Regions from separate parts of the Mus musculus genome. Here region 2 is linked to region 1. A link is a loop called in an ENCODE intact Hi-C map of the cell type or tissue named here. Cell type or tissue: left cerebral cortex. All regions are shown on one strand. Each heading gives the region's core, and the rest is flanking DNA. Links, peaks and the distances in the headings are about the cores only.

The links. Hi-C counts contacts between places; a loop is a spot of excess contacts. Peaks named below come from ENCODE experiments on the same cell type or tissue, not always from the same donor. Only the 100,000 strongest peaks of a DNase experiment are listed, where the experiment ranks them.
Region 2: a loop joins it to region 1, with 2.1 times the contacts of the local background. A loop is called at or near these places in 5 of 42 quality-filtered maps.

What each region holds. Positions count from the first base shown.
Region 1 is chr5:23,609,564-23,621,285 of GRCm38, reverse strand. All of the region lies in intron 2 of Srpk2 (serine/arginine-rich protein specific kinase 2), which reads left to right. Among named protein-coding and RNA genes, the nearest start is that of Srpk2, 61 kb to the left of the region's middle. In left cerebral cortex, for the core only: CTCF peaks have their summits at 2,461 (motif pointing right), 4,170 and 5,546; DNase peaks (open chromatin) are centred at 4,227, 4,766, 5,606 and 6,323; H3K4me3 peaks cover 3,202 bases; H3K27ac peaks cover 2,727 bases.
Region 2 is chr5:23,502,781-23,514,502 of GRCm38, reverse strand. Srpk2 (serine/arginine-rich protein specific kinase 2) reads left to right here. Exons shown (of 16, transcript NM_001359173.1): 15 at 459-551; 16 at 6,783-11,147. The coding sequence ends at 6,967. Kmt2e (lysine (K)-specific methyltransferase 2E) reads right to left here. Exons shown (of 26, transcript NM_026984.2): 26 at 10,268-11,722. The coding sequence ends at 11,456. Among named protein-coding and RNA genes, the nearest start is that of Kmt2e, 74 kb to the right of the region's middle. In left cerebral cortex, for the core only: a CTCF peak has its summit at 5,860; DNase peaks (open chromatin) are centred at 5,658, 6,996 and 8,706; H3K27ac peaks cover 818 bases.

The sequences.
Region 1 (11,722 bases), core at 1,189-9,188:
TGTAAGGTAATATATACACGAGAAGGATGAGAAGAATATGGTATCACAGACCACCTTATTTTAATTAATCAATAAAGCTAATTAGCAGTGATAAGATTTCACCTTTTTAATACAAGGTCTGATGTAAATCTACATTTTAAAAGCTGATTTAAGAGAAGGCTGAGGAGCTGAAGAAATAGCCAAGTGGTCGAGACCACCTACTGCTCTTGCAGAGAACCTGAGTTCAGTTGTTAGCCCCATGTTAGTTAGTCAGCTCCTACCTGCCAAGGCGTTTTTACACCTCTGCCTCTCTTGGACACCAGCACTTAAGTTCACATGTGTACACGTGTATAAATACCCCCATCCCTGCTTTTTTCTAGAAATGAAGACTACATGGTGAATTTTGGTTGCTTGACTCTGGGAAATGCTTGTGAGGAATGCGATTACCTTGAAGCGCTCTTCCCTTTTAGATTTTCTCATTATAACCGGATGTGGTTTAGCTGCGTGTGCACCATGCGCTGACTAGACAAGCCTAAGAGGATTATAAAAGTGGTCAGTAAGTCTTTATCACTGGCTCTGCACGAATTTAAGGGCAATATCAGGTCCTTGTCCTTAAGATAACTTTAGTTTCATGGAATGTCAAATGGAAAATTATACATTTTAGTAATTGTATACAAGTGTATGCAATATATAGAGACACAAAAGAGATTAATTTAATTCTCTCTTAGAAGATAAATTTGGGAGGAGTTTGTGGCCCAGATTGAAAAAGTTAGTTTGTGGGGCTGGGTGTGGGGATATACACCTTTAATTCCAGCACTCACTCCGTAGGGCAATCTTTGAGTTTGAGGCCAGCCTGGTCTATATAAAGCTGGTTTCAGGACAGGGTACACGAACGCATGGACGAACGCACGCATGCATGCACAACCCCCCACCCCCACACTGTTTTGGAAAAAAAGAGAGAGAAAAGCAGTCAAGCAACAGGTTAGTGGGTTATGTAGGGAAGAGATGAGTTATCCTGTGATGTCCAAAGGAAAGAAAATAGTAAGGAAGAAGGTCTGTGAGGAAGCAGGCCAGCAGAGCTTAGTGCTTCCAGAGGATAGGATGTCTAAAAGGGAGAGTGTGCCAATTAGTCCCAAATGAGACACTGGGAGACATTTGGGAGTCCTCAAAAATTGGTGGCCTGGAAGATCGGCTGTCCTGTTACTCCCAGAGTTAGATTGTAAAGGGCCTGTGGTGTGAGATGGAGGTTGATGGCAGACTCTAGGCCTAAGATAAAGTGTAGATGTGGGGTCAAATAGTTGCTGAGCTCAGTTTTAGATATTGTGCACATTTGGTGACTATTTAGTGGAAACTATCAGGGGAGATGGGAGAATGTCTGGATTTGGGTTGCATGTGATACTATCAGACTGACAGTTTGTCTATGGTTATTAATAGTGTCTCTGTAGGGTATAGACATGTTTGAGTGGTGAAGGTTCTGTAGGTATCACCAATATGTAAGAATTATGGGGGAAATGATAATCCTATGAAAGATTTAGAGTTGCAGAGAATTAAATACATAAAAGCAGTTAAAGAATAAACAATATCTGACCCCACTGCTTTAGAGAATGAACAAGACAGTAAAACTTACATCCTCCTATAATTTTGTATAGAAACTAAAATAAGTACTTATTTTCTCTGTGACGCAAAGAAGCATAGTTTATGGTGTGAGTAGAAACTGAATTATGGGGCCATGCCAAAGGCCGAATTAAAGGCTCAAGAGATGTAAGGAGCAGATTGTAATGCCATTGAGCATTGTGAGTGCAGCGGTGTGGTAGACAGAGAACGGGATGTAGACAAAAACCTGAAGGAAAACTACCCGGGGAATGGACTTGGTTTTTAAAGTTTTTACGATTATATTTTCATTTGTCCTTTTGTATTTATGGTGTTCTGAGTCTGCCATGGTTTGTATTTGGAAGTTAGAGAGGAAGTTCCAGGAATTTGTTCTCTCCTTCCTCTATGTGGGCCCTGAGGATTGACCTCAGGTAGTCAGCTTTCAAGGCAGGTGCCTTTATCAGCCATCCAACCAGCCTTCAGGTTGATGAACTTTAAAAACAAAAACTGTTGGTATAGAAATACAAATGGAGCCTGGTGGTTGGAGGGATAGGTATCTGCAGGGCTGTAAGGCCAAGTGGTGATGAAGGTAGGACTTCGTGAGTTGTGGGAATGGAGTGGGGCATGGTTGTAAAGGTGATGGATGGTAAAAGCAGATTGGAGTTTTAAACCATTTTATAGATGAAATTAAATTTACAAAGACTCATGAGGAACACTGTTGTGAAGTAGGCCAGAAAAGCCGGTAAAGATTGACAGACAGATGGCCGTCGGTGTGGAGAGCATCCTGTTACTCAGAAGGCTGAGAGTAAAAGGAGCTGCTTCAGTGCAGGGCAGGTGCAAGGTTTCCCATGCTCATTTTATGTGTGAGTGCACTGCCTTCAGACACCAGAAGAGGGCGTCGGATCCCACTACAGATGCTTGGGAGACACCATGTGGGTGCTGGGAATTGAACTCAGGACGTCTGCTGCAAGAGCAGTCGGTGCTCTTAACCACTGAGCCATCTCTCCAGCCCCACTGGAGGTTTGTTTTTTGAATTACCCCCCTCCTACATCCCCAACAGATTTCTCTGTGTAACGGCCCTGGACACTTGCCCTGTAGACCAGGCTGTCCTTGAACCCACAGAGATCTACCTGCCTCTGCCTCCTAAGTGCTGGGATTAATGGCGGCCGTCACAGTGCTTGGCTGATTCTGGAATTCTTAAAAGGTAACCAGGCCTAGCAATGGAAACACATTAGGGTAAGTAGGTAGTGTCATAGATGGGAAGGTGTGTAGGCCTCACCAACAGTGATTATAAAATCCATCCTGAATGGCTCACTGTTTCTGGAACTAAACAGATGTGATGAATTGGAGAGAATATGAAAGGAATATTGGAAACTCTTCCAGCATCACTATAACGTTATGTGGCTCCACAGCCTTAACATGCTGTTTACCTTAAAGTTTTTTATATAGACATACTAAAGTAAGAACTTAGAAAAATCTTTTTTGCAATAAAATGGTGGTTCAAGTACAATTTCATTCTGAAACATCTAGTCAAAAAAATGTAGGGAACTTGAGATACATAGTAGTTAACTTCTAAATACCATAACATCCTAGTTAAAAATACACATTGAAGTTGATAATGAAAGGGAGAAGAAAGCGGGTTTAAACTTACGGAAACACCAAGAAGGTGGGCAGGCCCATGCCTCCTTAACTCCTTCAGCGAGCGTGTATTGAGGAGAGCTGTGTTGTAGCCAGTGGGGAACAGGCAAGGAGGGTCACCACATGCCATGTGAGGGTCTGCTGGGCTTTGTGTGGACGACTTAATTAAATTCTCCACAAGTAGAAATACTTATCCTCATTTTCTAGGCGAGGAAATAGAGGCTTTAGAGAGTATAGGCAGTTTCCTGAAGGTCTCATGGTTTTTGAAAATGAAGAAGTGTTTCTAAGTCCCATGTGGAGACAGTTCTCTTTTGAAATGAGGGGAGACTTTACTGAACAGTTTAAATTCACTGTAGCCCCTTGTGTTGGGCTCTGTAATTTACCTCAGAATTCTCAAGGTAAGTTTTATTATTATAGCAGTTTGGCTAATTTTATTATATCTATGGGATGAGGATATATGCTTAAATTAGGAGAATCCCTTAACACTGGGAAAGTATTTTCCTACTTTTATTTTTTAATTTTTCCTTATATTTTTCATATTTTAATTTTATTAATGTAGTCAGCATTTTAAAACATTGTTTTATTTCTAGGAAATACACACTTATGTGTGCATGCTTATCCTCTCCCACTTTATTGAGGTCTGCTTTGAAATTCTGAGACCTTATAGCTTTTCAATGATTACAGTTTTAATTTTAGTATGTGGACTTTTTATTATAAACAGATACTGTAATTAAAGAAATATAGTTAGAATACTTTTTAGGACTAGACAAAACAGCGTTTCCCACGAAGTAAGAACCCGGGGCTTTACTCAGCAGAGATTGCCAGCCCTGGCTGAGTTGCTGGTGTGGTTAAAGGCAGTTTGCTCTATTTCCCGTGGCTTTGCCTTGGCTGCGCTCTTCTAACTCTTCCCTGTAAGGTCTTCTCTTACCCAGCTTGGTTCCAGCAACCATCTTTTAATTAAATTGAAGTTGCAGTTACATTTCTGATGTAGGTGGCGTTGCCAGTCCTTCCTGAAAGGACAAGAATATCTCTCGTCTCTGCTCGGTGCCTGGGCACTGCTTGTTCACTGTGTGCTGTGAAGGAGGAGGGGAGGCTAAGATGTAGAGAAGTCTCTTCCTGAAGGTGTTAGGGACGGGATGCTAAATTTCATTAAAAACAATCAGGAAATTATAACATTTTGATCATTGAATTGGGGTTTTGGTTTAATATTTCATTCTTAAGTGACAGAAATGATTCACTGAGCCATATTTTTTAGGACAAATCAAATAGAAGCAGCCAGGGGTTGCATATCTGTTCATTGAGAATGAAACATTTTAATTTAGGCTTCTCAAATTATTTAGTATATTGAGTTTAGATGTTAGCATTTCGTGTTTGTGTTGTAGCTTGTTCAATTTGAAACCCTTTAATAAAACCCGGGGAGTTCTACCTTAAAAAAAAAGGACACCCCTCTGCTTAAAAGAAGTGGTACTTCCTGCTTTCATAAACAGTCATGTGCATAGTTTAGCAAGGCCTGGTGCCTCGGAGCCGTTTCCCTTTATAGCACCATTGAATCCGAGTCCTAAGAGAAGTGCTGTGAATCTTGTGGCCTCATTCTGAACAAAAGGGATTAGGGAAGAAAAATCTCTTGATATAAGGCTTGTAAGCAAGGGCGGGCAATCTTGGTTGTGAATATTTTCTGATTTTTCCAGAAATCAAGCAGAAGACTGAGCTGCTGATGTCAGTTAACTCTGAGAAGTCGTCCTCTTCAGAAAGGTACAGCTACAGCTCTTGCATGAACAATTAATGGTGTAGCATTGCTAAGGAACAAACAGGACTTATCTTTTTCCTTGTCAAGTTTGCTATGTAACGTATTGTACTGCATGCTAGCGTTGTGCTGTATTGAAGATGTGTATTTGGGCAAGCTGTTCTGCTTTGCGAAGGGAAATTGATTTTTTTAGAAAAACACTCAGTCTAATCAGTTGCAGCATGCGCACATAACACAGCAGACCTCTGGCTCAAGTGAGGCAGTGCTGAAAGCTTAAAAAATAATTTAACCAAAAAAAAAAATCTTGCTTTTTAAAAGACTTACTATGAGATTTTTGTTCTTGTATTTTGAGGTTGCTGGTATGTAGAATTTCCAAGGTTATTTGTAAATATCTAGCTTAAACATAGTTGATCTTTTTCCTGTAATAAGTATATATATATATTTTTAATGAACAAAGGGAGTGCCATTTGTACATAGCTTAGGAATTGCAAACCCACAGATTAGTCACATTCTGAAAAAGAGATATGATGTTTCTTCAAGTCTCTGCTAGGCAGTGGAACAGTCACTGCGTGCAGTAATGGTTCATGCCTGCAGGTAAGGACAAAATGACTCACAAGTATTTTTAAAGCAATTATTTTATCTGTCATTCATATGATTACACCTGTAAGGAGATGGTTCATGAAAATTACTGTTTTGCCTCATAAGCAAAATTAAGATATTTTTATCTGCTGTAAAAAATGAGACTCAAAGTTCCCTGTTTTGATTCTGTGTTCACTTGTGCTTGTTGATTGTGAGTAAGCAATGTTTGCCATTGAGGTTCTTAGGCAGGCAGTGATGCTCACCTTCCTTTTGTTTATCTCAGTAACTTATACTTCATGTTGACAACTGTATTTAAGCCATGTTGATTTATCTTTTTCTAATTTTTAGGGCATGTTGTTCATAGACTGAAAATTTAGGAAAATAATGTGGAAAATTACTTGGTGGTAAAGAAATGATAACAGGAGAAATATTGTTAAAACCAAACCAGAAACTAGCTGATCCTCCATGACAAACTGAGTGCTAGTTTCAGGAGGCTGCTCTGAGGGCAGAGAGGTTTTACTGACTTTTAGCATCATTAGGTGTAAAGCCTGTGGTTACAACTTTGGTTACAAATGAAGATGTAGCTACATTCTGTAGAGATAAAAAATCAAAAGTAAGAAGTTTTGTGCTTATTTTTCTTGACCCTTGTAACTTCTGGTTTGTGGCTAGCCACCTGATTTCAATTTTGATTCTGTTTGTTGAGCTACAAAAGGAATCTTCAGCCTTGGGAAAACCTGCCAGAAAACTGGTGCTGATGGGAGCAGTAGACACAGGGACGTGCACCGTGAGCTGCCCAAGCATCAGCTGAGGTGTTGGAGTTTTGAACTAGCAGTGTACTGAATGAGAGGACCGCAGTAGTGATGCGTCCTTCTGGGGTAGTGTGAGTTCTTTACTGGTAAACTGACGGCTGAGCACAGAAGATGAATGTCTCTTAAAAACAAGTTAATTTTTTTCTGACTAAACTCATTCTATGGAAACATATTCTCAAGTGTTTTCATGATTTTACATACTTAGGCTCTTGTGGTCATTTGAAAGAAAAGAGAGCACCTGTTGTCATAATTATAAAGCTTAGAGACCGATTGCTGTTGAGGGTGACTTTGTGCATGGTATGCTGGAGCTTGCCTTGCTGGTTTTAGCAGGTGCCTAGAGTTATATTAAGCAGGTGTGATAGTCTCACTTAGGTGGTGAGTATGATTTATGCATCAATTCAAAACTTTGTAAGCATAATAGCTGTTTACTTAATTAAAGTATATTAAAACAAAATGCCCCTTTCCTCTCCATTTCACTAAAATCGGTATCATTTGATTTTTAAATTTATTTAAAAGAGTAGTTCTCAATTCTAATGCTGTGCCCTTTCAATACAGTTCCTCATGCTGTGGTGACCCCAACCATAACATTATTTTTGTTACTACTTTATAGCTGTAATTTTGCTGTTATGAATTATAATGTAAATATCTGTGTTTTCAGATGGTCTTGGGTGAATCCTGTGAAAATGGCTTGCTTATTTATTTATTTATTTTGGTTTTCAAGACAGGATTTCTCTGTTTAGCCCTGGCTGTCCTGGAACTCACTTTGTAGACCAGGCTGGCCTCGAACTCAGAAATCTGCCTGCCTCTGCCTCCCGAGTGCTGGGATTAAAGGCGTGCACCACCATGCCCTGCGAAAGTGGCTAATTTTTAAAAGATCTGTAAAATAATAATCTCAAGTATAAACAGTTTATTATCTAATACCTCTGTCTTGCCCTGGATGTGCAATACCTTATAATATCATGATAGCATTTGTCACATTATTCAATTACTGTTAATCAGCTTTTCTTTCCTTTCCTTTCCTTTCCTTTCCTTTCCTTTCCTTTCCTTTCCTTTCCTTTCCTTTCCTTTCCTTTCCTTTCCTTTCCTTTCCTTTCCTTTCCTTTCCTTTCCTTTCCTTTCCTTTCCTTTCCTTTCCTTTCCTTTCCTTTCCTTTCCTTTCCTTTCCTTTCCTTTCCTTTCCTTTCCTTTCCTTTCCTTTCCTTTCCTTTCCTTTCCTTTCCTTTCCTTTCCTTTCCTTTCCTTCTTTTCTTTTCTTTTCTTTTCTTTTCTTTTCTTTTCTTTTCTTTTCTTTTCTTTTCTTTTCTTTTCTTTTCTTTTTCCCCTTTCCCTTTTCCCCTTTCCCTTTTCCCCTTTCCCTTTTCCCCTTTCCCTTTCCCTTTCCCTTTCCCCTTTCCCTTTTCCCCTTTCCCTTTCCCCTTTCCCCTTGCCCCTTTCCCCTTGCCCCTTTCCCCTTGCCCCTTGCCCCTTGCCCCTTGCCCCTTGCCCCTTGCCCCTTTCCCTTTCCCTTTCCTTTCTTAGACAGGGTTTCTCTGTGTAGCCCTGGCTGTTCTGGAACTCACTCTGTAGATCAGGCTGGCCTCGAATTCAGAAATCCACTTGCCTCTGCCTCCAAAATGCTGGGATTAAAGGCGCGCGCCACCACTGCCTGACCAGTTATTTTATTTCTATTTGATCTCTTAAAAAATGACTTGGTTTAAAAAGAGAAAAATAATTGAGTTATGGTTTTATGAATAGTACTCTAAGACCTTTAAGATTGTCTTAGGTTGCGGCATGGTTCCAGATGCCTGTCAGTAGGTTCGGCAGAGCAGCCTGGTTTCTTTTTCCACAGAGGGATAAGCTATGTGGCACCAGAAGGCATCATTCCTGTACCCTGTCCCTGTAGTGTAGAGGGTTTCCTGAGAGTGCTCTTGGCAGGGCAGGACTTCTGAATGCAGTGTCGTAAGCCTGGGTGGAGCCTCTGCTGGGGTGGGTTTAGTAACCCTTGCATCTTACACATTTAACCCACTATGTGGAAAGAGCCATCCTGAGAAAGCTAGTAATATTGACTGGAGCCTTTTTGTTCATACACTTTTCTAAAATAGAAAAGCATTATAAAACATTAACTTATTTTAATTTTGTAGACTTTTGAGGACTTGTTCCTTGAACATAGAATTAGTCCAAAGTAAAATTATAATGGAGTCTACTAAGAGATCCCAATAGCTGGGGTCTGTTAATATTACTGTCAGTAGCTCTTGAAAATAGTTTGGAAGTTAGGCTTTTAGCTTAGATGAAATAGTGGAGACTCAGAACGTACCTCAGTAGGAGAGATGCGCAGTCCATGTGCTCCGTTTAGGAAGGCTACTCACAGGTCGGAATTAGTGCAGCTCAGCTCAGCTCAGCTACAGTTTGGTTTTAGATGTTGTGTCTTGAAGAGAGAAAAAAAAATTTCAGCTTACCTCTTTAAAGATTAACAACAGACAATGTTACTGAGTGAATGATAATTTAAAAACAGGTGACATGTCCTGTGGCCTGTTAGGATGGGATTTCTGCTGCTCCAGAGTCCTGGAGGGTCCAGGAATAAATCCCACTACAAATATGTCTTCTGTAGAATCGAGTACTTGCTGAATGAGTGAGCACATTGATTTGTTAGCATTGTAATGATGCTGTTAGACATGGTTTTTTGTTTGCTCCCATTTAGTGTAATAAAGTCAACAGAATAGTTACTGGCAAAGCTCACCTCCTCATCTCTCACCTCTTTTGCTTTGTTCCAGCTGTAGCACTTCCGGAGGTTGTGGGTTGGAACACATGGTGAAGAGGAGGAATAGTAATCACAGCTAGGAAAATGGTAGCAATTACTAAACAACCCAGACATCATGTCTCCTGATGGTGGCTCGGTTGTTGGTGCTGGGAACTGAACCAGGTACCCCAATAGCACGAGGGGCGGGGCCGGGGAGCAGGATGAGCTCTCGGTCACCGAATGCTTTATGAGGTTTAAGCTTGCTCTGGGCAGGATGTAAAAGGACAAGCTCTTTGTACTTGGTGTGACATTTTAAATGTCGTAATGAAGGTCTTTGGCATCCTAGTAGTCAGCAAATAAACACTGAATCTATAGTTGCTAGTTACCTTTATTGTGAATGGAGAAATAAGGAAGAGAGAAAATCATGACTGGTATCATGGCCATCATGTTGTGGCCTGTGTTGTACCAGTGCTGAGTAAGAAGCCTTGCTGAGAAGTGACAGGATGGCATGTTGTCTCTACTCTGTACAAGGGCATGCCATGTGGACAGTGTACGTTTGTGCACGTGTGTCCTTTACTTTTCTTTCTTATTTAGAGCACACAAAGAAACCTTGACAAATAGCGAGGAGGGGAATTTGATGGCAAGGCGCAGAGCAGGTTACCCCTTGTTTATTCTAGGCTGTGTCCCGAGGTCTGATCAGTACAGGGGCTGCTGTCCTCTTCCCTTCCTTCCCCGCCATGGCTCCTAGCCACGTGCATTGATGAGTGTACTTTCCTCTCTCGAGCCTCACCCTGACACTGCTTTCTTAGTTTCTCTACAGGATAGACTGGTTTTTTTGTTTTTTGTTTTTTCCCCTGAGTGATAGAATGAGTCAGAAGTGGCTGAGTGCTTATTTATATTTAGTATTTATTAGTATTTTAATGGAAATTAATGGGATTTCACAAACCATATGAAATACAATTTTGTGTGTATGTTTTTAAAGTTTAGTTTATAATTTTGTGTGATATATAATAATCTTTACCAAGCCTGGGGCTGCTTAGATTTTGTGCTACCTTTTTTTTTTTTTTTAAGAAGTTATATATTTCCTCCTCTTGTTTTTGTTTTGTTGTTTTGAGGCAGGGTTTCTCTGTGTAGCTCTGGCTGTCCTAGAACCTACTTTTGTAGACCAGGCTGACGTCAGACTCAGAGCTTGAGATACATTTTGGGTTTTAATATTGATGTAAGGATTTGATTTCATTTTTGCATATGTCTATTCAGTTGTTTCTGTTTTGAATCTGTATAAATAGAAACCCTCAAAAAAATTTTTCCATGCTTGGTTACAGGAAGCCAAATCAGATGGCTGGGAAATGTTTGATGTTCACGTGCTGGGGTCACATACATGGTACAGCATCCTTTGAGATTTTGATTACGCCTCTACTACTAGATTGTATGGCTTGCCCCTTTTGCTTGTATTTTGGCTGTGAGCTGTGTGTGAGAGGTTTAGGTGAATTAAGAAGCAGGAGTGAGAGAGCTTCCTCTCAGACATTTAGATAGAAAGCAGTGAGCTTCATTTGCTTGGACAGATAACGCTGGGAGCATTTTAAAAGTTATGTTTGAAAACAGAGAGACCTAAGGATGTGGAGCACTGCTTAAGCACTGGGCTTTTGGGCTGCAGTGTCTTGAAGATCTGAGAGGTAGAAAATGTCCTGCGCTGTGGTCTTCCCTGCAGGGATTCTTGAGCATAATGCAGTGGAGACACTCAGAAATAATGTGCAGTGGTAAGTGAAGTAATATGTGGGGGAATTAGAGAGAGCGGCGAGGAAAAGGAAGCTGTGCCCTGGTGGGAAGGCCTGTGCTTGGCGTGACAGGGGCCCTGGCTCAGTCCCCAGAACCAAGGTGAATTAAGAAAAGAGACATGATACTCCCCTTCCTCACAGTTCCATGTGTGTCCTCTTCCATGTTACACACGTGCTTCATGTATCTGGTCTCTGCAGTCCAAGGTTTGGGGGTCTCCGTCTATCCATTTCACCTGTTGATGGATGTTAAGGGCTATTTCTTGTTTGTGGCTGTGGGATTATGAATAGTGTTGATATGAGCAGTTGTATGAATGCATTTGGTAAATGAACCTCTGTACATTTTTATTGATTCTAGGTTTATAAGCAGCTGGGGGAAGTGTTGAGGACAGGTGTTATAAAGGGGGTGAACATGAGAATGTAGCCAGAGTCACAGGACCCATCCTCTGAGGTACCATTTCCCACTGAGTATCATCGTTACGAGGTCCTCAAGGGTGTGCATGCTAACATTACCTTTCAGATTTGTTTTCCATAGCAAAATCATTACTCAGGTGAATCCTCTTAGAAGCTCACTTTGTAAATCATGTAAGAAAGAGCCTACTTTTGAGGCCTGGGGGATGAGTCAGTCTTGTGACGTAGTTAGACTTTTTAAACTGTTTACTTTTAAAGTTGTGCTTGCTTTTAAAATTATCCTGAACCAGCATAAAAGTGTAGTTTGGCCATGTAATTTCTGGTTAAAAAAAAAGTAGGCATTTATCTGAGCTGCCCTTCCTTCTGTGGGCAATGATATGCTTTGTTTCCTACACTATTATATTTGTTACCAGTCTACACTTTGATTTTGTCTGATTTCTGATGTTGGGAAGGTTGGTCACATCATGGACTATAAACCATTTCA
Region 2 (11,722 bases), core at 1,998-9,997, 110 kb after region 1:
TTTGAGTTTGAAGCACCCTCAGTGCCAGTGACTGGGCAGTACCCACCTGAGGCAGTTTTGCTGGCCTCCCGGTTGGAGGGATGCAGTTGGTGGGTGAGGACTGACTCTTGAGGCCTCAGGGCCTCTGTGGTTACTTTGTCCACAGCTCTGCTGCCCATTTTGCTGTCCTGATTGGGAGCCCAGTTGAAAACCAGGGAATTCAGGCTTGGATTCCTTCTGTAAACCTGACCATCTCCATGCTTCCTTGCTTGCATAGCTGGGGTGGCCTGGGGTGCGCTGGTGTCAGCCACAGTTGGTGCCTGAGGCCCGCCAGTCCCACAGACCTCTGCATGGATGGGCTGCAGACATTGTTGATTTGAATTGATTTCTGAGTTTTACTAATTTCCCTTTCCCTCTTCTCCCTCCCTCCTTCCCTGTGCCCTCCCTATTCCCATGTCCCTTTTGCTCTCTCCTCATAGACCACATAGCCCACATCATAGAGCTGCTAGGCAGTATCCCAAGGCACTTTGCTCTGTCTGGAAAATATTCTCGGGAATTCTTCAATCGCAGAGGTAGTACCTCTTCTCTTTGAAACGTGCCACGATGCAGACAGAAATGGAATCGCTGCAGAAGCAGCAGGTTAACACGACCAAAGCAGTTCTTCTAAATTCCAAACCAGCCGAGCAGAATGTCTGTGCTGGATAAATGCTGACCGACCGAAGACTGAGTCTGGGCTGTGATGTTGTCACTCTGTACACTGGGCCCTTCTTGGTGCCCAGGGACAGCTGGGTGCCCTTAGCTTTGAGTTGTGAATCAGCTGGACAAAGGCCATTCCGGTCGTGCTCCGTTTCTGTCTGTGCGGGCAGTAACCATGTCTGCATGCAGGGTACTGATTAAACTGTCGTGTGTTTCTGTTTTGCTGGCAATGTTTCCCAATGCAGATCACATAGCATTGATCATTGAACTGCTGGGGAAAGTCCCTCGAAAATACGCTATGTTGGGGAAATATTCCAAGGAGTTTTTCACCAGAAAAGGTAACGGTACTTCCGCAGCACGCATTTTCAGCACGATCTTCTCCCAAAAGGAGAAATTGTGCATTCATATTTGAGCCGTGGAAAAGATCAAGACTTTTCAACTGGGGAATTCTGCTGAAGAAGGTACTCACAGAATAATCTGGAACCATCTGGTATCTATAGAGTGAAACCTTTATAAACGAATAGGCTTCCAGCAATCCTTTCTCAAACAGCTACCTTGTAACTCCACTCCAAGCACCAGTGTGTGTATTCACAGATGTTTAGAAAGGACTTCAAGCGGGTTTTGGGCGAGAACCAGACTCAGCTGGGTGTGATGATCACCCCTGTAACCCCAGTACTCGGAGCCGAGCCTGGGGAATCAAGAGTCCAAGGCCAGCCTAGATCACACACTCACAAAGCTAGACTTCTCTTCCTGTTCCTAGAGTTTAGTGAGACAGCCTGCACATGGGTGTCGTGATGGCCATGGCATTTTCTTGGGTGTGTCTCACCTCTTTGGCATTGTGTGGGCCTGTGAAGTCAGGGGACATGTACTTTGGGTTATGTAGACAGTCCCATGGGTGACTGGTTTTAATGTCATTGTGTAGTTTGCAGGTAGTACCAGGTCTTAAACATACCTCCAAGCAGTGTCTCTCTCTCCTCACCCTAAGAAGTGGATCCTCAGAGAAGGCTGGAGCAGGAGGGCGGGGAGCTCAGGTCGTCCTTAGCTACACTGGCCACCACAGGTTACCATGGCCTGGGGGATCCTGCCGAGGACAACAAAACTCTGGCGCTCTTGGCTTGGGAGCCTGTGTTTACCAGCTTAGGTTCAGTTGTGTTTATATCCTCTGTTAAAGTTTGCTTGAGGAGCTGGGAGAGTTGGTAAAGTGGTTGCCGTATGCCCTTTAAGGGCTGAGCTCAGTCCCAGTGCTTACAGAGACAAGGCAGCCGTATCGGTACATATGCTTGTGATCCTGGCGCTGTGGACACCAAACACACACACACACACACACACACACACACACACACACACACACACACACACACACACATACACATACACACATGCACACATGCACACACACACACACACACACACACACACACACACACATACACATACACACATGCACACATGCACACACACACACACACACACACACACACACACACATACACATACACACATGCATACCTTGAGTAGGCATAGAGTCCAGTCCAGGTTATTTCATTTTTACCTCCCCTTCCTTTCTTCCTCTCTTCATCTTTTTAAATTACATTTATTACTTACTGGGGAGATCATAGGTGACATGTGGACACCAAAGGTTGTCTATCTCTTCATAGCATGTGGTTCCTGGGGGACCAAATTCATGTCATTAGGCTTTGTGGCAAGCCTTTTTATTTGCTAAGCCATCTCACTGCAATCTCCCTCCCTCTACCCCCTCAGTATTTTATGTGTATAAGTGTTTTGCCTGTGCTCTGTACATGTGTATATGTGGCACCTATGGAAGAGGGCATTGCATACCTTGGGATTGAAGTTAGAGATGGTTTGGAGCTACCATAGGGTAATAAAAACTGAACCTGGATCTTTTGGAAGAGCAGCCAGTGCTCTTAACTGCTGCCCAGTCATCTCTCCAGCCCATTCTTTCTTTTTGAGGCAGGGTCTTGATCTCCTGATCCTCCAGCCTCAGCCTTCTAAGTGCCGGAGTCACAGGCACAAGTCACCATGTCCAGCTGTGCTCTTAGGCTCCCTATGGCTTTCAGCTGGCACGGAGTCGTAAGCCATTATGTTGGTTTCTGTTAAATGCCATCCCAGAACCAACAGCAGCATTGGCACTCTTCTTACCCAGTTGGAGGAATCTACCTTGAAAGACAGTTGGCAAGTGAGGTGCTCCGATGGTTTTGGGGAGATGTGGTTGTCCTGCAGTGCTTTGACTGTGGCCACATGGCGGGGGTTCTTCTTCTTGGACATTTGTGGTGTGTGTCTATAAGCATCTTTAGCACTCTTGCTTTAGGACTTGAGCTTGGGTTCTTTTCAACAGCACTAGGAAGAGTGTGGAGGCCAGGAACAGTTTCCCCGATGCTGGGGTTACAGGCCTGTACCACTGTGCTCTGTGCTGCACTTTCTTCTTAGTGGGAGACTGAGGTCATTTTGGCTTGCTGTTTCTGTAGTAATAGAATACTTGCCCTTCTTTTGGACATAGAGGCCAGAGATCCTGAAAGTGAACTCCGAGGTTGGGTGTGTAGTCCCCTTTCTGGTAGTTGTTTGCATTTAATGCCTGTGATAGTCAGAGAAGATGTGAAATTTGACAGAATCTACAGTAAGTAGGATGAGGGAACACTTATCATGAATGAGAAGATAGATATGGCTCTTTGTTTTTGTATTTAAACAGTGGGCAGTGTGGACCAGACTGGCCTCCCTGTCTCCTGAGTGCAGGGAGTGAAGGCATGCGCCACGCCCAGTGCACAGTTTCTCTCCATTCCGGTTTGTAACATTGCCATCTGAGGAGGATAAAAGCACAGTATAAAGCTGCTCTTCTGCTTTTTCTCATGCTTGCAACAGGCAGAAAATCATTTGCTAAAATGACAGTCATTTGCAGTGAGGATGTTTCTACCCGCACTGCTGGTCTGAGGAGGAGAATGGGGCTCCTTCTGAAAGGCATAGCCAGTGCTAGTTTGTGTCACCCCTTGACCAGAAGTTAAAATCTAAACTCGATTTTGGAGCAAGCACTGTAGTTACTGCTGTTATCCAATAAATGTTAATTTGCTGGTTATTTCTTGGGTGTGAACATTATCCACAAAACCCATTAAGAAATCATAGTGTGCTGTGTATGGCAAATAGGAGTGAAGTTGGAGACTCACTTGGAGTTGAAGGCCAAAGTGAGCTACAGTGTCAGATCTATCTCAAAATGAAGACAAAAGGAAACCCGAGTGTTAAGATGTGGGGTTTGTTCCTGGTCCGACTGATTCCCTGTGAACTGAGTGACAACTCCACACAGCTTGGCAGGTAAATCAGTGGCCCTTCCTGGCCTGGGTGCATTGCACCAGATGTCGCCATCTTTTACTGAATTTATTGGATCAAAAATTGATGCCTGAGAGGGGTGGGTTACCTAAACTTTTTCCCACGTGGGACGTCAAGTTCACTAGGATATAGCTGGCTGTGTGCACAGATGTAAGTTTGACTTTGTAGTGACCGTTTTAGAATTTTGCTTTCTTTAAAAGTAGAAATACTGTAAATCTGTGCTTTCATTTCGTCCAAGGGGCAGGGCTGGGAGCTGCTTGGGCTCTCCACAGCAGCCGACTCCGATTTGTCAGAGGAGGTGTGCTTTTTTCCAGCTCCAGAGAGTGTGACATTTGGAATTGTGAGAAATTTTCAGAGGCTACATAAATGCTAGGCCCCTGAGAGGTAGTGGTTGGTCATTCAGAGGAGATGGCTGCCCTGCTGTTTGTGCTCAAAGAAGAAACAAAAGGAAAGAAATTAGATTCAAGAATCAATCAAACTGTCACCCCCCATCACCCCCTTTCCCTTCTCCTCTCCCCTCTGTTGTTCTCTCTCTTATATCTAGTAACTGGGGGTAAAATGGGGGGGGGCAGTGAAGGGTAGAGAAGAGAAGAACCCACAAAGCAGCAAAGACCAGCTACACAGCTTAGCTCCTAAGACTTAGTTAATTAATTAATTAATTAATCCAGGCCTTCAATTGGTCAGCAGGGAGAATGTGCTGCAGGCAGGGTCCATGACCTGAGTTTAACCCCCAGGAACCAGGTAGAAGACGACACCCACAGTTTCCTGACTTCCGTGTGCATGGTATACATGTTTCTACACAAACAAAACAGACATGTACAGATTTCTTTATTAAGATGCTGGAAGGGTTGAGAGCACTTGGTGCTCTTGTGGAGGACCTGTGTTTAATTCCTAGCACCAACGTGGTGGCTCACAACTGTAATTGACGTTCCAGGGAATTCAACACACTCATCTGGTCTCCAGGGGCCCCAGGCACGCGTGTGGTGCACAATTATGTATGCAAGCAAACCGCTCACACACATAAGACACATATTAATAAAAACCTTTAAACATTTAATGAAATTCAATTGAAAATGTCAGAGTGCAGTAAAGAAGTTTCCATGAGACAGTATAGACTTCTGATGTGAGGGCCAGCACCCTAATCCTCTGAGGTGAGGTAAGATTGCGAGGAGACCTTGCACACGGAGCGTGGGCTTATAGGAAGTGAGTTTTAAAGAAATACTGTAGCTCCTTGCTGACATCATCCCAGGGTCTTGTACACATCCTAGATGGCTGGCCTCAAAATTACAGTGTGATCCTAATCTCCTCTGTATTCCATATTGGAGGTTGTTTTAAATCTGACCTTCTGTGCAGCCCTGTTGGTATAGGATCCGATCACTGGAGCTCACAGGCTTGGTGCTGGCCCTGTTCCGCTCAATGTATGGGTTTCACATTTTAAAAGATTCAAGATTTCCCCATCATTTCAGTTTTACAACTGCACAGCCTGGGTATGACAGAGCTTTAGGAACATGAACAGAAGCCTCTGAGGGTGTACTGTCTTTGGAATCTCTTGGAGGGGTGGGCATGGTCCTCCCTTGAAGCTCTGTGTGTAGGTTGACTCTGAAACAATGAAAGAGGAAACAAAGAAAAGAGCCCGGAGCAATTTGAGCATGCCTACTTGCGCACTCTGGCTGAGGCAGGCAGTACCAGAGCAGTGCGCAGGCGGAGACCAGAGAGCTGCAGCAGAAAACAGTGGTCACCATAGGCTGTGTCCATGCTGTAGCTGGCTTTAGGATTTATTTTCTGTGAGTGCATCGTATATGTGCCTGATGCCTGCAGACATCAAAAAAGGGAATCGGATCTCCTGAAATTGGAGTTGCAGATGATTCTTAACCACCAGGTGGATATTGGGGACCGAGCCAGGATCCTGTAAGAGCAAGGAGTGCTCTTTTGATTTTGGTTTGTTTGTGTTGTTTGTTTGTTTTTGTTTTTCGAGACAGGGTTTCTCTGTAGCCCTGGCTGTCCTGGAACTCACTTTGTAGACCAGGCTGGCCTCGAACTCAGAAATCCGCCTGCCTCTGCCTCCTGAGTGCTGGGATTAAAGGCGTGTACCACCACTGCTTCTCCCCACCCCTCTTTCCCCCCCACATTAGAACATTTTAAGGTTTTATAAAAAACTGTCCTTGAGGTCATATTTTACTATAAATGAATAGAGATAAAAATTCGTTGTTTTGGGTTGCTAGTAGCTGCTTGAGGCTATTTCTTAAATTTAGACAAAGTAGAGTTCCTATGCTCTGTAGGTGTACTAACCGTGTGCCTGTTAGCCCTGTGGAGCCAGTGGACAGCACAGTTCAAAAGGACATGTGCACCATCAGAAAAAGTTAGATTTGCATTGAGGTAGAAGCACATGTGAAAACACAGCAACAACTTCAAATAGCCTGCATCATCCAGGTATCCTAAGCCAGTTTACAGATGGCGGCGGCACCACGAAGCTGGAGTGTGAGCAGCTCTCCAGTGGGAAGCAGACACTCTCAGTGCTTTTGCAGCTCAAGAAGCACAGAGCTGATTTATTTGTTCAGACGTAACCCATTTACACTCACCTAGCGTGCTTCGACTTGACCCTTAGCTCTTCAATGAGACTTGCTTAGGGGAGAAAAGCTAGCGTTCTTTGTTGTAGCCAATGGTTTGAGAGGTAAAATGTCTGCTGCAGTGAGAAGAAGCCTGTCTGGCTCAGGTCATCCTGAGATGTGCACTCGTGGAGCGTCTCTGATGCTGTACTTCTCTCTCTCCAGGAGAACTGCGGCACATCACCAAGCTGAAGCCCTGGAGCCTCTTTGATGTACTTGTGGAAAAGTATGGCTGGCCCCATGAAGATGCTGCACAATTTACAGATTTCCTGATCCCAATGTTAGAGATGGTTCCAGAAAAACGAGCCTCAGCTGGCGAATGCCTTCGACATCCTTGGTTGAATTCTTAGCAGATTCTACAAATATAGCATTCTGAGCTAGCAAATTTCTCCCAGTACATTGGACCTACACAGTGGCTCTCATTCTTTAACAGGATTACCAGTGAGCTGGCTCCACCCTCAGACCTTTGTAGTGCTTTGAGGTACTGTTGTTTGACACTTTGCTTCCTGTGCACCATGGTCCTGGGGAAGGCTGGTCTTTGTCTTCAGCTAAGTAGTTTACTGGCCATTTTCTTCTGGAAACAATAACATGTCTCTAAGCATTGTTTCTTGTGTTGTGTGACATTCAAATGTCTTTTTTTTTTTTTGAACGAAAAATACTTTCCCTTTTGTGTTTTGGCAGGTTCTGTAACTATTTATGAAGACATATTTTAGCTGAGTATTATATAATTTACAATCTTAAGAAATTATCAGTTGGAACCAAGAAAGAGCAAGGAAATGTACAATTTTATCGTCTGGCAAAGGGAAATCATTCCTGTATTATACTAGTGTATGTAACTATTACTTTGCATAAATAGGGGATGAGGATTCACATTCAGAAAAGCTACCCAGTCCTGAGCGCTTTTTGGCCTACATTGCATGTTGCAGATTTCCACTGCTTCAGAAAGTTGCACAAACTTTTCATTCCATAACAACCCAAGTGGTTCTGGACGAGGTGCCATGCCCTCTGTGGCACTTTAAAGAGAGAAAAACTTTAAAAATTTGACACTATAATCTAGCAGTTCCATTTGTATTTTGCATATTTTTAAGCTATGTTTAAAGTATCAGTCATTTCCACTTAAAATGTGATGGCCCAATCCCCGGTAGTGTCACCTCTCACCAGCACTGTAAGTTAAATACGTAGATTAAATTGGACAAGAGAAATATGTTCAGTGTGTGGAATGAAAAAAATATTTTTTGAAAAGCATGATCGTGTTTGTTTAAAACACAAGGCGTGGCTTAGACAGTTTGCAACGCAGTGGACCGAGCACTCCTCACAGCTTCAAGGTAACAGCGACCGTGCCCATGCCGTCCTAGGCAGCTTCCCTTCCCTCGCCTTTTCCTTACCTCCCATGAATGAGAAGGCCATTTCCCCTTTGCAGACCGCATACAGTTTTAGTTTATGCATTTCCTTAAAATTAACTGTAGAATCCAGGATACAAACCATTAGTAGGCAATACTATTTTAGAATGTAACATAGGAGGTGTATTTAGCCTCTTTTAGAAGTCAGTGGGTTGAATGTCTTTTTTTTAAAAATTTTTATTCATTAAGGTGCCTCGTTTTTCTTGACTTTGTCCATTAACATTTATTCATATGCCTTTGCAATAATTAGATTGTGAAAAGCTAACAAGTGTTGTAACAATAATCCTTTGTTTGGGGTGCTTGCACTTGTCTTAAAAATTAAAGTGTTTTGGGGTGTTTTTCCAGACATTGCCTTGCTTATTACCCTGTATTTCAAGAGACAGAATCAACATACCTTTGCTCTCTGTAGTGTCAACAAAGCTAAAGGAGTTGCAGATTGTCACAGAACATACATTAAGGCAGAATGGATTTATGAACGAGGCTTTAGTTATAGCTTCATTATCTACAATGTGGGTGTTCCCTTTTTTTAATCAGTGTTTCATCGTAAGTGCAATGGTTTCCTCCCCTGTCCCCTCCAATCTTTCCCTGTGTGAACAAGACACATATCCTTCTTAGGGTTTAACATTTTTATATCATACACTGTAGTAAGATAGACGATGCCACTCATTCACAAACTATGCATGCTGGGTTTTTCCAATGAGGCTGTGCGTTTCCTTATAGAGCCTATGACAAATGGTGGCTGCTGAGTCATGATTTCTATAGAAACATTCCTATAAGAACCACAGAGTGTGTTTATGTTTTCCCTACCTCTGAAAGAACTTTTACCATTTGAATGAAATTTGTCTAATGAGGTTAGAAATGTCAAATTGGAAAAGGAAGCTAGAATATTAATCTTAAGGTGGTTCTTCTATTAATAATACCCTAGCGAGTGTATGATATACCAAGGAGTTCTAGCATACACTTTTGTGATTGGGTACCATATGGTTATATCTGATTCTTGGTAGCATGATGATAAAGAATAAATGTAAAGGTTGGGTGTGGTGGTGCACTCCTTTAATATCAGCACTTGGGAGGCAGAGGCAGGAAGATCTCTGAGGCCAGCCTGTTCTGCATAAGCTCCAGGCCACCCAAGGTTATATAGTGAAGGAAAATCTAGGAAGAAAAAAGAATAAAAGCTTAAAGTGAACCATTGGTTATTTGGAACATTATAGCCAAGTCAGTCTTTTTAGTGAAAAGACCCTATGAAATCTTCATGGAAAATTACAAGCAGTGGGTCTCACATGTGACTTTAGCAGATCCAGAAATAGCTAATCTAAAAAATGGCAGAACCATCCAGAGAAAAAGTAGTAGGGAGTGTAAAAGAAGTCTACTCTTTAACGAGATCTGCTTGTTTGTCCATATTCCCTGCACCATGCATAACTTAACAGGTATGAGTAAAAAAAACTTTCATTGGAATAGAAAACACGTTCGGATTATTTTTCTTTTCTTATTTTGTGAGGCAAGGACTCGGAGATCTGCCTACCTAGGCATGCCACCCCTCACTACCCCCCCCCCCACACACACACAATCTCTCTCTGAATTAGAAGTTTGTAGAGTGTGTCCATTAAAGATTCTATTTAGTTGAAGTGTTTCAGTTTGCAGAAGAGCTCTCGTTATGAATTACTTAGCTAGCTGGCTACTTTAAGTCTGTGGACAAGTGATTTTAAGGGTGAATATTGCCATTTCTTTGGTCTGTCTGAAATTGTCATGGAGGGACACAATGTGAACCTGTCAGTTTTCAGATTCAGGTTTCTTTGGTAAGCATCCTAAGGAGAACATGGGCAAGTTTCTTCAGAAACTTGGGTCACTGATTTTAAGCCCTAAATGAGCTGTATTCTCGAATATCATCAGAGTTAATTTTCAAATGGGAATTAAATGATAAAACATGATTTAAGTCACTACCAAATCTAATTTCTTGAGTTTGCTGTTTTTCCTGATGCACAAAATTTATATACTGGGCCCAATTGTGTCACATGTTTGGAAGGTGGTAAATAGGGCCACTCCTGAGAGGTAGACAGCAGAAGCTGATAATTAAAAAAAAAAAGTCACAACTGGTATATCTTCTTTCAGTAATAAAATATTCACTGAAACCCTCTTCATTCTATTTGACGTATTTCAGAATAATGCCTTTCGCCCTTGGTTTTGTTTAAAGAGACCTATTTTCTACAACTTAAAGCCCTAAAGCTAGTATTAAACATATTTTCATATCAGTTTTGATTAGTGGAGCTATTTCAGTCATATTTTATACTGTACAAATTAAATCTCCCTGTTTTAAGTAAATTACTCCTTTTCAAACTGCGTTAAACTGCAGTGTGCAACTATACAGTATGGAATGCATCAATAATGTGGATTAATGTTGTAGTAGAATGTTAGGTTCTTAGACTGTTAGCTAAGTCGCATAGAGTGGCTATTTAATTTCCTCTGACCCGTGCTTCTAAAGGAAAGGCAAGCAGTAGAGAGGACCGTGAGACTCACCCAGATCGGCTGCTGGTAGCCTGCAGTGCAGCTGAGGTAGCAGCTACCGAAGAAAATGAATGATTCTTTACTTACAAATTATATTTGAAAATCTTAACTTTTGTAAAATCATTAAGCAGACCTCAATCTCAGAAGTTGTACAGAACAATTTAGTAAAACTGACATAATTGTGGTTTATTAACATGAATTAAAATGCCCAACCAGTGCTTCAATGTGACAGCGTATTGAAATAAAAAGGAAAGGTCATGTGCTGTACTACTTTCACAGAGATCACACGTTTGCAGCAGACTTGCCATATGTACAGTGCTATATTCCAAATGAAAAGGGCGGGAGCAATTATATACGCAAAGGAAATTCAGTATTTACAGTCTGTCAGGAGACACTAAAAATTATCTATACATTAAATTACATTTTGCTTGCAAAAAACTGATAAAACAATATGAGCCATGTCCACACCAAATCATAAAAACCTGTATTGCATTTTCAGACCTAAGATGCACTCAAATAACTGCTGACCATAAAAAAAAAAGGAAATCCTTAGTGCTTTCTTTAACTGTATACTTAATGCATATGTATAAAATAATACAGAAAATATTCATTAAATGAATTTAACTGCAACAATGAAATTTAAAGGTCATGTATCATCAGATCTATGGTCAGAAAAACAGTTGGAATGTTCACTTACAAAATAAAGATACCTACAGCTGGCTTAAGAGCACATTTCATAAGGAAGTGTAAAAAGCAAAAATGGGAAAGATACAATGAAAGAGCACTGGTGTTTGCTTTTGTTTTTTTTTTTTTGTTTTGTTTTTGTTTTTTTATACAAAGTTTCATGTACAAGCTTTAAAAAGTACCTTAACAGGTACATATGAAATATACAGTTTATCTTACAGAACATTTTAAAAAATGTTATTGGAGTCCATTTTAATGCCACCCTGAACCGTGGTAATTGTTTTGAAATGTCGGCGGCACCTGTGCTCTGTGAATTGGAATCTGTGCAGGCACTGGCGATGCCTGCTGAGGTCCTTGCACCCCATGTGGCAGGGCCACAGAGCCAGGATGAGGATGAGGACAGAACCCTGAAGCAGTAGGGGTTGGAATACTGTTTGGTCCTTGGGGCTGGAGATGAGGACCTGCAACTGGTAATGGACAATGTGGCCCTGTTCCGGAAGGCTGGTGTTGGGGTCCCGG